3 separate regions of the Homo sapiens genome follow, and all the other regions are linked to region 3. A link is a contact called in ENCODE Hi-C data. All regions are on one chromosome and are shown on one strand. The core of a region is the stretch at or near the end of the contact, and the rest is flanking DNA. Distances in the headings are between cores, read along the strand shown.

What was found. A loop is a pair of places that touch in the nucleus more often than their neighbours do. Pooled maps may share reads with other maps.
Region 1: a map with no recorded cell type shows a loop between it and region 3 (18-fold over the local background). The contact joins two enhancer-like sites. A Hi-C loop is called at or near these places in 2 of 37 single-sample maps with no recorded cell type and 7 of 50 pooled maps.
Region 2: a loop to region 3 is called in a map with no recorded cell type, with 19 times the contacts of the local background. The contact joins two enhancer-like sites. A Hi-C loop is called at or near these places in 3 of 37 single-sample maps with no recorded cell type and 2 of 50 pooled maps.

What each region holds. Positions count from the first base shown.
Region 1 is chr6:154,248,365-154,251,684 of GRCh38, forward strand. The region is part of intron 3 of IPCEF1 (interaction protein for cytohesin exchange factors 1); the gene reads right to left. Among named protein-coding and RNA genes, the nearest start is that of IPCEF1, 110 kb to the right of the region's middle. Within about 2 kb of position 1,272, at least 5 of the 41 ENCODE cell types and tissues checked have a DNase peak (open chromatin) inside an H3K27ac peak, as active enhancers do.
Region 2 is chr6:161,028,412-161,031,410 of GRCh38, forward strand. All of the region lies in intron 1 of MAP3K4 (mitogen-activated protein kinase kinase kinase 4), which reads left to right. Among named protein-coding and RNA genes, the nearest start is that of MAP3K4-AS1, 38 kb to the left of the region's middle. RefSeq lists an enhancer at 1,001-1,100. Within about 2 kb of position 1,285, at least 2 of the 41 ENCODE cell types and tissues checked have a DNase peak (open chromatin) inside an H3K27ac peak, as active enhancers do.
Region 3 is chr6:157,762,567-157,765,929 of GRCh38, forward strand. No RefSeq gene overlaps it. Among named protein-coding and RNA genes, the nearest start is that of SNX9, 59 kb to the right of the region's middle. RefSeq lists enhancers at 1-752, 254-1,453, 1,026-1,095, 1,986-2,035 and a silencer at 1,386-1,495. Within about 2 kb of position 1,850, at least 35 of the 41 ENCODE cell types and tissues checked have a DNase peak (open chromatin) inside an H3K27ac peak, as active enhancers do.

The DNA of each region.
Region 1 (3,320 bases), core at 22-2,521, 3.5 Mb before region 3:
AAAGAAGTTCTATTTGTTTTTTCTTTACAAATATCTAAGCTGAACTGATTTAAATTTGAAAGACAACCTTTTCCGTTAACAGGTAGAGAACTCAGGGGAAAAAACGTGTGAAAATGAAAAGCAGTTCCAAAATTTGGTATGTAATCTTAGTACAGCATTTTATAATGTTTTCTAGAGGTTCCTGGCTTATAGTCTACATATCTAACTATTGATCTGATAGCTATTGTATATGGTTCTACTGTATGTTTGAAGAAGGGATATGACATAGTGAAAAGAGGAGAAGGTCTTTAAATCCAGAGGCCTGGAACCAATTCCTGGCTATTATAATTAGTAGCTGTGGTGCCCAAGAAAATAGCACTCTCTGAATCTGCTTCTTCATTTATAAAATGAAGATATTGATAATAATTCTAATCCTATAGGTCTTATAAAGATTTTACAAGATTTATTTGTGAAAATCCTCTGAGAACTAAACAACATCCCTTTATATGAGTATGTGTAATATAATATTATATCGTTGAGATAAACAAATACTTTATATCTAATAAACAGAAAAAAATCATAATTTTTATAAGTATGATTTATGTATCCTTCAGCAATTACAACGAAGCTAAAGTGTTTAAATTATATTTCCTGGGAAATATAGATCCCAAGAAATATTGCACTGACATTTCATCTGACCAATGTTAGAGTAAAATTTATCCCCCCCAAAATTAATCATCCATAAAGATGGCAGTAATTACCTTAAATTTTAAGCAAAGATAGACATGTTATAATCATGGCATGTTACTAAAATCCAGGCAAGTTATCATGAAAAGGACCTAGTCTCAGCCTCACTTCACAAATATCTCCCACACTGACCTGTCTTGTGTTCTAAAGTTCCTATCATTCCCTCAAATCATCTCCTGGGACCTTTTTTTGATATGCCAATTCTCTGAGATCAGTAAAACCCAACTAGTACCTATTGGCAAAATATTTTTGCCCAAATATGTATATTATTTGAGTGGCTAAATTTTAGCTGAGAGCCAGGACTAAAGACAAAGAAGAGAATTCGTGAATGTAGATGCTGGGTAAGATTTGGGAAATCTGGGGTCCAGGAGTCCCTAGCAAGCACTTGAGACAAACCAAGAACCAGGGGAATAGGGAGAAAAGGGCGTTGTTAACAGTCATTCCTAGAGTGCTCAGGCCTCCAATGAACAAGATGAAATTACATTAGTTCAAACAAGAAGAGCAGCCTTCAGATGAACAAATGAGAGGAAAGTCCCTGGAGGGCAGCGATGGGATCAGCCAAGGCAGAGAGGAAGTGATGCTCCTTCCATCGCTCCCAGCTGGGTACCAGTGAGTATCCTCCACCCATTCCTTGTGAGCACCCAGTGGGACTGGAGCCCTCCGGCTCCACCTTAGGGCTACTTCCAGGGAAAGCCCCAAAATGTGAGCTTTGTCTCAATTCTGCCCAAGACCAACCCTTGGTCTACACCACGTTCTTATGCCTAGGATGGGATGAGAACAATACCTCAAGCAGAACAGGCACCCAACTCAAAGAAAGGCTTTTTTTTTGTTTGTTTTTAAGTGGGGGAGGGAGCTTAGTTATTGAGTCATTGAGTCAACCCTGTTCTGACAATAATTCTCTTAAAGCAAATTATTAACTGTTAAAACTGTTTTCCCTGACCAGAAACAGACTGCATATTATAGAAATAACAAATTCAGGGAGTTTCAGTTTCACCTAACATACATGAATTTGAAACCTAAATTGGTTTATATGAGACAGTGAAAACAATCTTTGAGAACTTTATTGCATCTAAGATAGATTTTACTCCTCACAACAGGAAGTGGAACCCGTGAACTAGTCCGTTTCAAAATGATCTTGCATGTGGTTTTTCGCTAGGTAAGTAAAAAAAAAAAAAAAGCAAGCAACCAGTTGAGCATTTTATGAGATGGTTTTTCAATAGGGGAAATTATAACTTGCTATCATCATAAATATTCAGAGCCTAGTAAGATATTTTCTCATTCTATTTTCTTCCAGTTTGAATGTTATAGGTAAAACTAAAAAATTATTCTAAAAATCTGATTTTGCCCTAACTTACTTCTAAAGTTGAGGGGAAATTTTTCTTTGAAAATATGTATTTCTTTTTCATTGAAGAAGTGTATTTTTCTTTAACTTTTTAAAAGATGGTTCAAAAACTTCATTTGGCCACGAATCACTCAAAAACACATGGAAATATACAAAAGACCCAGTAGAAAATATACAAAGGAAACTCCTTTGATATTGAATGTTGGGGCTAACGCCCAGGTTACGGGTAACTGTTATATTGACTTATAATCCATATAGTAGTTGTTAAACCTTGCAGGCAAAATTTACCCCAAGATGTATTAAAATTCACAGTAAGATGCTCTGTCATTACATCAGACTTCATAGTGATCCTAATCTTTAGCAAAAACTATACAGTGATATGCTGGTAAAATGGGCTCTCTGGTTGCAGGAGCCCTAACTGGTGGCTTTTGTCAATTTCTGTGGTAGAAACCCTCACATCATTGACAGTTTCAAATTACCAATATTTTAACAACCAAGCCACAGAAATTCCTGACTATTTTAGAGCCATACCAGATCGGCACAGCACTGATAGAGCTGTTAGGGATGTTCTTCCAGAAACCCCTGACATCTCCACAAACGTTTTTTATCCTTCCCAGAAAAATAGACTCAACTTTTTAAAGGAGATTCTAAAGCATCCAATTAATAGACATTTACCTGTGAAAACATGAAAAGCTTGCTTAATTTTTTCAGAAGACTAACCACCTTAAATAATACTTAATACATTAATTGAAATAATCTGTCATAGTAGTGGATAATGAAGAAAGACAATAGACATTCTAACAATAATAACAGAAGCAGTAATAAAAACAATGACAGAGGTTGGATGTGATGACTCACGCCTATGTCAGTGATTTGGGAGGCCGGGGTGGGAGGATGTCTTGAGCCCAGGAGCTCAAAACTGGCCTGGACAACATAACAAGATCCCATCTCTTATTTTAAAAAACCACAATGACAGCTAAAACATATGAATAAAGCTTAATAATCATATCATGCTCGCATGTGCCAGGCGCTGCTCTGAGTCTTTTCAAGATTACTAGCATTGAACTCTCATAGCCACCTTTCTGGCTCAGGTGCTATTATTATATCCACTTTACAGAAGTGGAAATTAAAGCAAACGGAGCTTCAGAATTTTGCCCAAAGTCACCAAAGTAAATGGTAAAGTGAAAATAGGTATTTCAAGAATAAAACTCTGCATAGTAAACTGTTAGGATATTTGTTTGCATTGTTGCTG
Region 2 (2,999 bases), core at 35-2,534, 3.3 Mb after region 3:
CTTTAAAAAATATATTTTAAAAATAGTGAAATGTTATTGTATTTTAAAAGGATTTGGATAATGATTAAATCCAAAGTATAGAAGATAAACTTACTTGATTTGTTTATTCAATCAGCAAGTAGTTTTGAACACATAATCTGCACCAGCCACTGTTCTAGACACCGGAGAAGCAGTGGTAAGGATGACAGGCTCCTGCTCTTCAGTAATTGTTGGGGAGATAGCTTCTTATTCATTTCCATAGGAAATCTTTTTTTTTTTAAATCTACATTTGTTTTAAAAAGATGAATTTTCATTAAAAAACAAGTCTAAATGTCTATCTTGAAAAATAAGCAAGATTAGTTAGGTTTGTAAAGACCCTATGCTCTGAAACAGTGCAAAAGTTAGATAGTACATGTTGGATAAGCTCGAGGTTTGACCGTTCACCTGGAGGTGAGCTGATAAATGTTCAGCTGTAGATTGATGATAAAGATAACTAACATTGATAAATTGACTCGTGTAATATGGATAACTTATTAATAAATTGGCTCTTGTAGTATGAACCAAACATACAACCTCAAACTGAGCTTAGCTCCCTTTGATTAATACTTCAGGCCAAGCAAGCTATACACATTGTTTAAAGAAAAAGGAAACCTAGAAAATCTATCCCTTCTGCCTATGTCCCTCCTCTCTTTCCCCCAATAGCAGAAATCTCCCTAATACTTATTACCTAATAGAGAATAGGTGGAGGTGGATGAGAGAACTTCATACAGATGAATATTATACTTCACAAGTGGTTAAAATATCCATTTATTTCGAAGGATGTCGCTAAATGAAGTGTTTTGGGTTTTTTTGGCGGGGGTGGTGTTGGGGGGCAGGGGTGGCTTTTGCAGAACCACAGATGTTTTCAGACTCATCTAATCCGACTTCATCATTTTACAGATAGCTATTTCAGGCACCATTGTGGTTTACCTAATATGTCAGAGCAGAACTATTTAACCCTAAGTAACTTGAATTTTTGTTTTGTTTTCTTTTCACACATTTTTCCTCTAAAACCTACACCAAACTCCCTTGGGTTGAGTTCAAGACATACTTTGCCTAGACCAGACTGTAGTGTAATAATAGTACTTTAGCAGGGTTTTATGGTAAAAGAGTGAAATGTTTTACGTGACTGTCAGAAGTTTAGTACCAGAAAGACATTTCACATTTGCATGTTATTAAACACAAGTAAGACAAATGTTTCAGGGCAGCTGATGTAGACCTTGTACTACTTTGCTCATCCCAAATCATTGGTATACATGTAAACATTCTGAACTGGTCGGCTGACCACATTAGCTCATCTCACATGAACGATTACAAAATGAGGTTTTGGATGCTTACGGTTAGTTAATTGAAATGATGCAAGTTCTTTTGAACTTACCACTAGTATTTTTCTGGATTTTGTGTATAAGTGTTTTGTTTGTTTGTTTGTTTGTTTTAAAGAAAAAAGAATAAAACTTTGCTTGATTTCTTTCCCTCCTATTAATATGTTACTTCTAAGCTAAGGCCCTCAAACTAAGTTTTCTCTGGCTGCTTTTAATATTCTTCTCTTCGTCATTGGTTTTCAGCAATTTGGTTATGATGTACATAACAACAGACTGGGAGTTTTCTTTATAGTTCTTTAGCTCAGAGTTTGTTGGATCTGCGAGCTTATGGTTTTCTCCAGATTTGAAAAATTTTCAGCCCTTCTTCAGAGATTTGTTTCTGTGCCTCCCTTCTCTAGTTTTGGACTCCAGTAACACATGGTTAAACTGCTTGATACTGTCACACAGGGCACTGGTACCCTGTTTTTTTATTTCTCCCAATCTTTTTCTCTCTGATTCATTTTCAATAGTTTCTGTTGCTGTGTCTTCAAGTTCACTGATGTTTTTCTGCTGTGTCTGGTCTGCTGTTAAACCCATATTTCAGATATATTTTTTATCATTATAATGTCTACTTGAGTCATTTCTGGTCTGTTTCTTTGGGTTTTTCTCCTGGTTTGGATCATATATTTTTTTCTTTGGTATTTTTGTTTGTTTGTTTGTTTGTTTGATTGAGACAGGGTCTTGCTTTGTCACCCAGGCTGGAGTGCAGTGGTGCCAGCTCAAGTGATCCTCTCGCCTCCGTCTCCTTGAGTAGCTGGGACCACAGGTGCATGCCACCACACCTGGTTAATTTTTTGTATTTTTTGTAGAGATGGGGTTTTGCCATGTTGTCCAGGCTGGTCTCAAACTCCTGAGCACAAGCAATTTGCCCACCTCAGCCTCCCCAGGTGCTGGGATTACAGACATGAGCCATTGCACTTGGCTGGTAATTTTTTGATAGGATGGAAAACGTTGTGAATGTTATTTATTAGGTGCTAGACTCTTTTTAAAAGAAAGTTTCTTTAAATACTGTTGGATTTTGTTCTGACATGTAGGTGTTACTAAGTTGCTTGGATGGAATGTAAACCAGTATCTTTTCCAACAAGTGAGAATACCATGTTGACTGCATTAAGTAAATCCTAAGAAAATATTAAATTCATTTTAATTACGAATTATAAGTATAGTGGCTGGTAGTACCATATGACATTTTCCTAACTCGTTTTCTGTGATGCTTAATGGGTAAGGAAGGATAAAATATACTGTGTTTTGTCTTATTTTAATATTTTGTTTATGACAGTATTCATCTTCGTTTCAGTGTGATTTTTAAATGTTTACTGCTAGAATAATTAGATAATTTAGAAATACTTTGAAGTCAGTAGTTGTTCATTGTGTCTATGTGAATGTATAAGGATAAGACAGATGACTTTTGGTTTTGTAATAAATGCAGATCGGAAAACAAGGGACTGTTAGCTTCTATAGAATTATTACAAGGATTTATTCTTGTACTTTTATTTGACAGTACAGCCACATTAATTTTTCCATGTGTAGAGAAATAATTTGTCTACAGTTGGAGGTTAGCACAACACAAATATTCTTCTGGGTCCCCAATGTAAAGTCTTCATAAAAGTTAGCCTTTTTATT
Region 3 (3,363 bases), core at 600-3,099:
AGAGATGCCTTTGAATTCCAGCTTAGACAGTATCTTCAACAAAGAACAGCTAATATTTAGAGAAGTGACAAGGAAAAGGAAAAGGAAAAGGACTCTGAAGAGTGTCCCGGAGCCCGCTGTGGCTAGGGAGGATGCAGTGGGGGTTGGGGGAAGTATTTTTTAAAATATTTTAAAAATAAAAGCAGAAAAGGATTTCGAGTCTCTAGGGGGCAGCAACTTGGGGAGAAGCAAACAACTGGCAGAGGAAGGCTGCTCGGTGAGGCTTGCCCATGTGGGTTCCTCCAGTACCATCTCCAGGCTGACAGGGTTTGAAATTGTCTTCCGTGGTTAACCTTTGTTCTCCCTGGTGGAAGGGGGACAGGACACCTTTTGTCTTTGTGCCCCGCTTTAGGCAAATAGAGCGAGGGCAGAGAGCTCTCCTGCATCTGCTTTTTAATGGCCTTCAGCTCAACAATCCTTATGCATATTTGGGGGTTGCATATTCTCCTCTTCCAAGCTACACAGATTATACGTCTCAATGTAAAACACGATCTTTTTCTTCATTACCTAGAAAGTGAGGGAAGTCACGCCCAGAGGGTGCTGATGTAGGCCTGGTGATGAGGGTATAGGTGGCCACCGTCCCAGGTGGGCTCCACCTCTGCCCTCTGTGATGTGGAGTAGGGGCTGGGGCTCCTTGGGTACAAGGCAGGGAAAAGGGGAGGGCGGCGGGGTTGAGGAAGCTGCTCCGGGCTTCCAGGCCAGACCATCCCAGAATGAAAGGAGTTTTCCCCATGGATCTCCAGGCCTTCTCCATGGAATTTAGACAGCTGAAGGCAGACACAGGTCCCTGCGGGGAAGTACCTGCTCCCTCTTCTAACAAGTGCAAAGCAAGCAGGGCAAGGCTCCGAAGGGAACAGCTGGAGCAGGCCCAACCCCAGGTGGCCCTGGGGTTCCGTGGTTGACCCGGAAGCAAGTCAGGCAGGGAGCCAGGAATGTGGTGACTCACATTAGCTATGTGGAGAGAGACCAGGGAGTGTCCCTTCCAGGTGGAACCCCTCCTCCTCCATGAGTCACCCGGCTCCATACACCTGCCTGATTCCAGCAGCCCAACACACCTGTGCCAACTAGCAGCTTATGTTTCTCATGTGCTTGCCTGTCTGTCCTATTGACGATTCCTCAAAACACCAAGGGGAGGTAGCATGAAATGTTATCCTGGAAAACCTTTGTGAGTTAGAAAACGTGGCCAAGTGCCCCCAGTTGATGACTGGCAAATCTAGAATCAGCCTCATGACGTTTCCAGTGTGTTACACAAACCATCCAGCCTTGCTGCTTCTCCAAATACTGTATCTATGAAGTATGCCAGACTCTCAGCAGAGAGGATTTCTACGGCAGTGGAAGAGAGCAAAGCAGGTGTCAAGGTTCATTAATCTCATCTTGGTCCCTTTCTGAAAACTGACACACTATATCCAGGTTGCTTTTTAAAGCTCTGTGTACGTATCATGCAAATGTATACTTGCTTTGTGTATGCATGTTTAGGACTATTTCTGATCCAGATGCTGTACTAAATTAAGCTAGTTTTAATGATGTTATTCTGGAGCTAACATAGTCTTCCGTGGTATTTCCCATGGCTGTGCTCTGTCTAGTATATTTCCAAGTCATTACCCGGCTCATGGTCATTGGCGTTCACATTGAAGTGGCCACAGATAGAGAATCACACAAGCTTCACATTGAATTCAGTCCATTAAGGCCTTTTCCTTGGTAAAACTGAGGGGGAAATATAAATTGAAGCAGCAGTAACCAGCAAATAGACCTTCTCCCAATCTACCCGAAACTGGCTCTCTGCCCTCAACCATGTTCAAAAGCCTTTGCTATAAATGTACAGAGGAAGTAAACTTTAACCACACTGGGGCTCTAAAAAATGACTCTGGTTTCTGTATGTGACTTTCATAAATCAGTTTAATTACGTCACATTTCCACCTCAATTGTATGATAACAAGGTCTGAATTGCCCAGTAGAAGGCAGAAAGAAAAAAAATCCGGATGTTTTTGTCATATGGAACCTTCCTACACAGTCTGTTTTTCCCCTGGAGCTGACGATGAATCACTTCTCAACACTGGCGGGGGCCATCACGTGGCCGGCATGGAGCTCGCCTGGAGGAGCGAGGTTGAGGCAAGCTCTGTGCAGGAATGTGGCTGCAGTGATGTGGCCTGACACTTCCTTAGGGAGTCCAAATGTGACTAAGGCTCTTTCTCAGTACTGTATGGAATGAATAACCACATGTGAGAAGATGTACAGCTCCTGCCTTGCATCACTGAGCTGGAAAATTTGCTGGTAGCACGTAACATCTCTTGCAAAGTATAATTACAGATCCCTGTGCTCTGAGGGTTTGCACGGAAATAATTCAACCTAAAATAGTAACAAAGGCTGAGTATAAACCTGTGATGTATTATTTTGGTGCAAAAGTAACTGCGGTTTTTACCATTACTTTTAATGGCAAAGATTGCAATTACTTTTGTGCCAACCTAATAGATTATCTAAAAAGGAACAGGAAGAACACCAAGAGTTAACAAGCCTATTAGGGTTAGAAAGAGACTCCTCTTGCTTAGACAATGGGCGTTACCCTCAGGGACACCGAGCCCTTCCACTCGGATCTGATCTCCTCCACAAAGAGTTAGATGGGAGATATTTATGGGCAAGTATTTGGGCATGGATATTCCCGCTCCCACCACATTGCAGAGGTGCATGGAGGCACACAGCTATGACTGTGGGGGCTTCGGGTGTTCATTTTGAAATATATTTGTTTTTTTTTGTTTGTTTGTTTGTTTTCTGAGACGGAGTCTCGCTCTGTCGCCCAGGCTGGAGTGCAGTGGCGCGATCTCGGCTCACTGCAAGCTCCGCCTCCCAGGTTCACGCCATTCTCCTGCCTCAGCCTCCCAAGTAGCTGGGACTACAGGCGCCCGCCACCACGCCTGGCTAATTTTTTGTATTTTTAGTAGAGACGGGGTTTCACCATGTTAGCCAGGATGGTCTCGATCTCCTGACCTCGTGATCCGCCCGCCTCGGCCTCCCAAAGTGCTGGGATTACAGGCGTAGGCCACCGCGCCCCGCCTGAAATGTATTTGTTTTGTTTTATCATTTGAGCGTAGTTTAGTAATTTTCCAGAGAGAGAGGACCTGGCATAGATTCAGCAGTGTCACCCTCAAGAGCCAAAATGTTCACATCTGCTAATGTTCCATCCTGACCCTCCTGCTGTAATATTTATTCACAGGGGAGCTTTGGAAACAAGTAGGGTATGAGTCAGGAAAGCCTCTCCGTGCAGACTCCTTTGCACCAAAAATCTTCTAAAAGGTCTTGGGTCCATGAGCATTGTTGTCTGGGAGCACG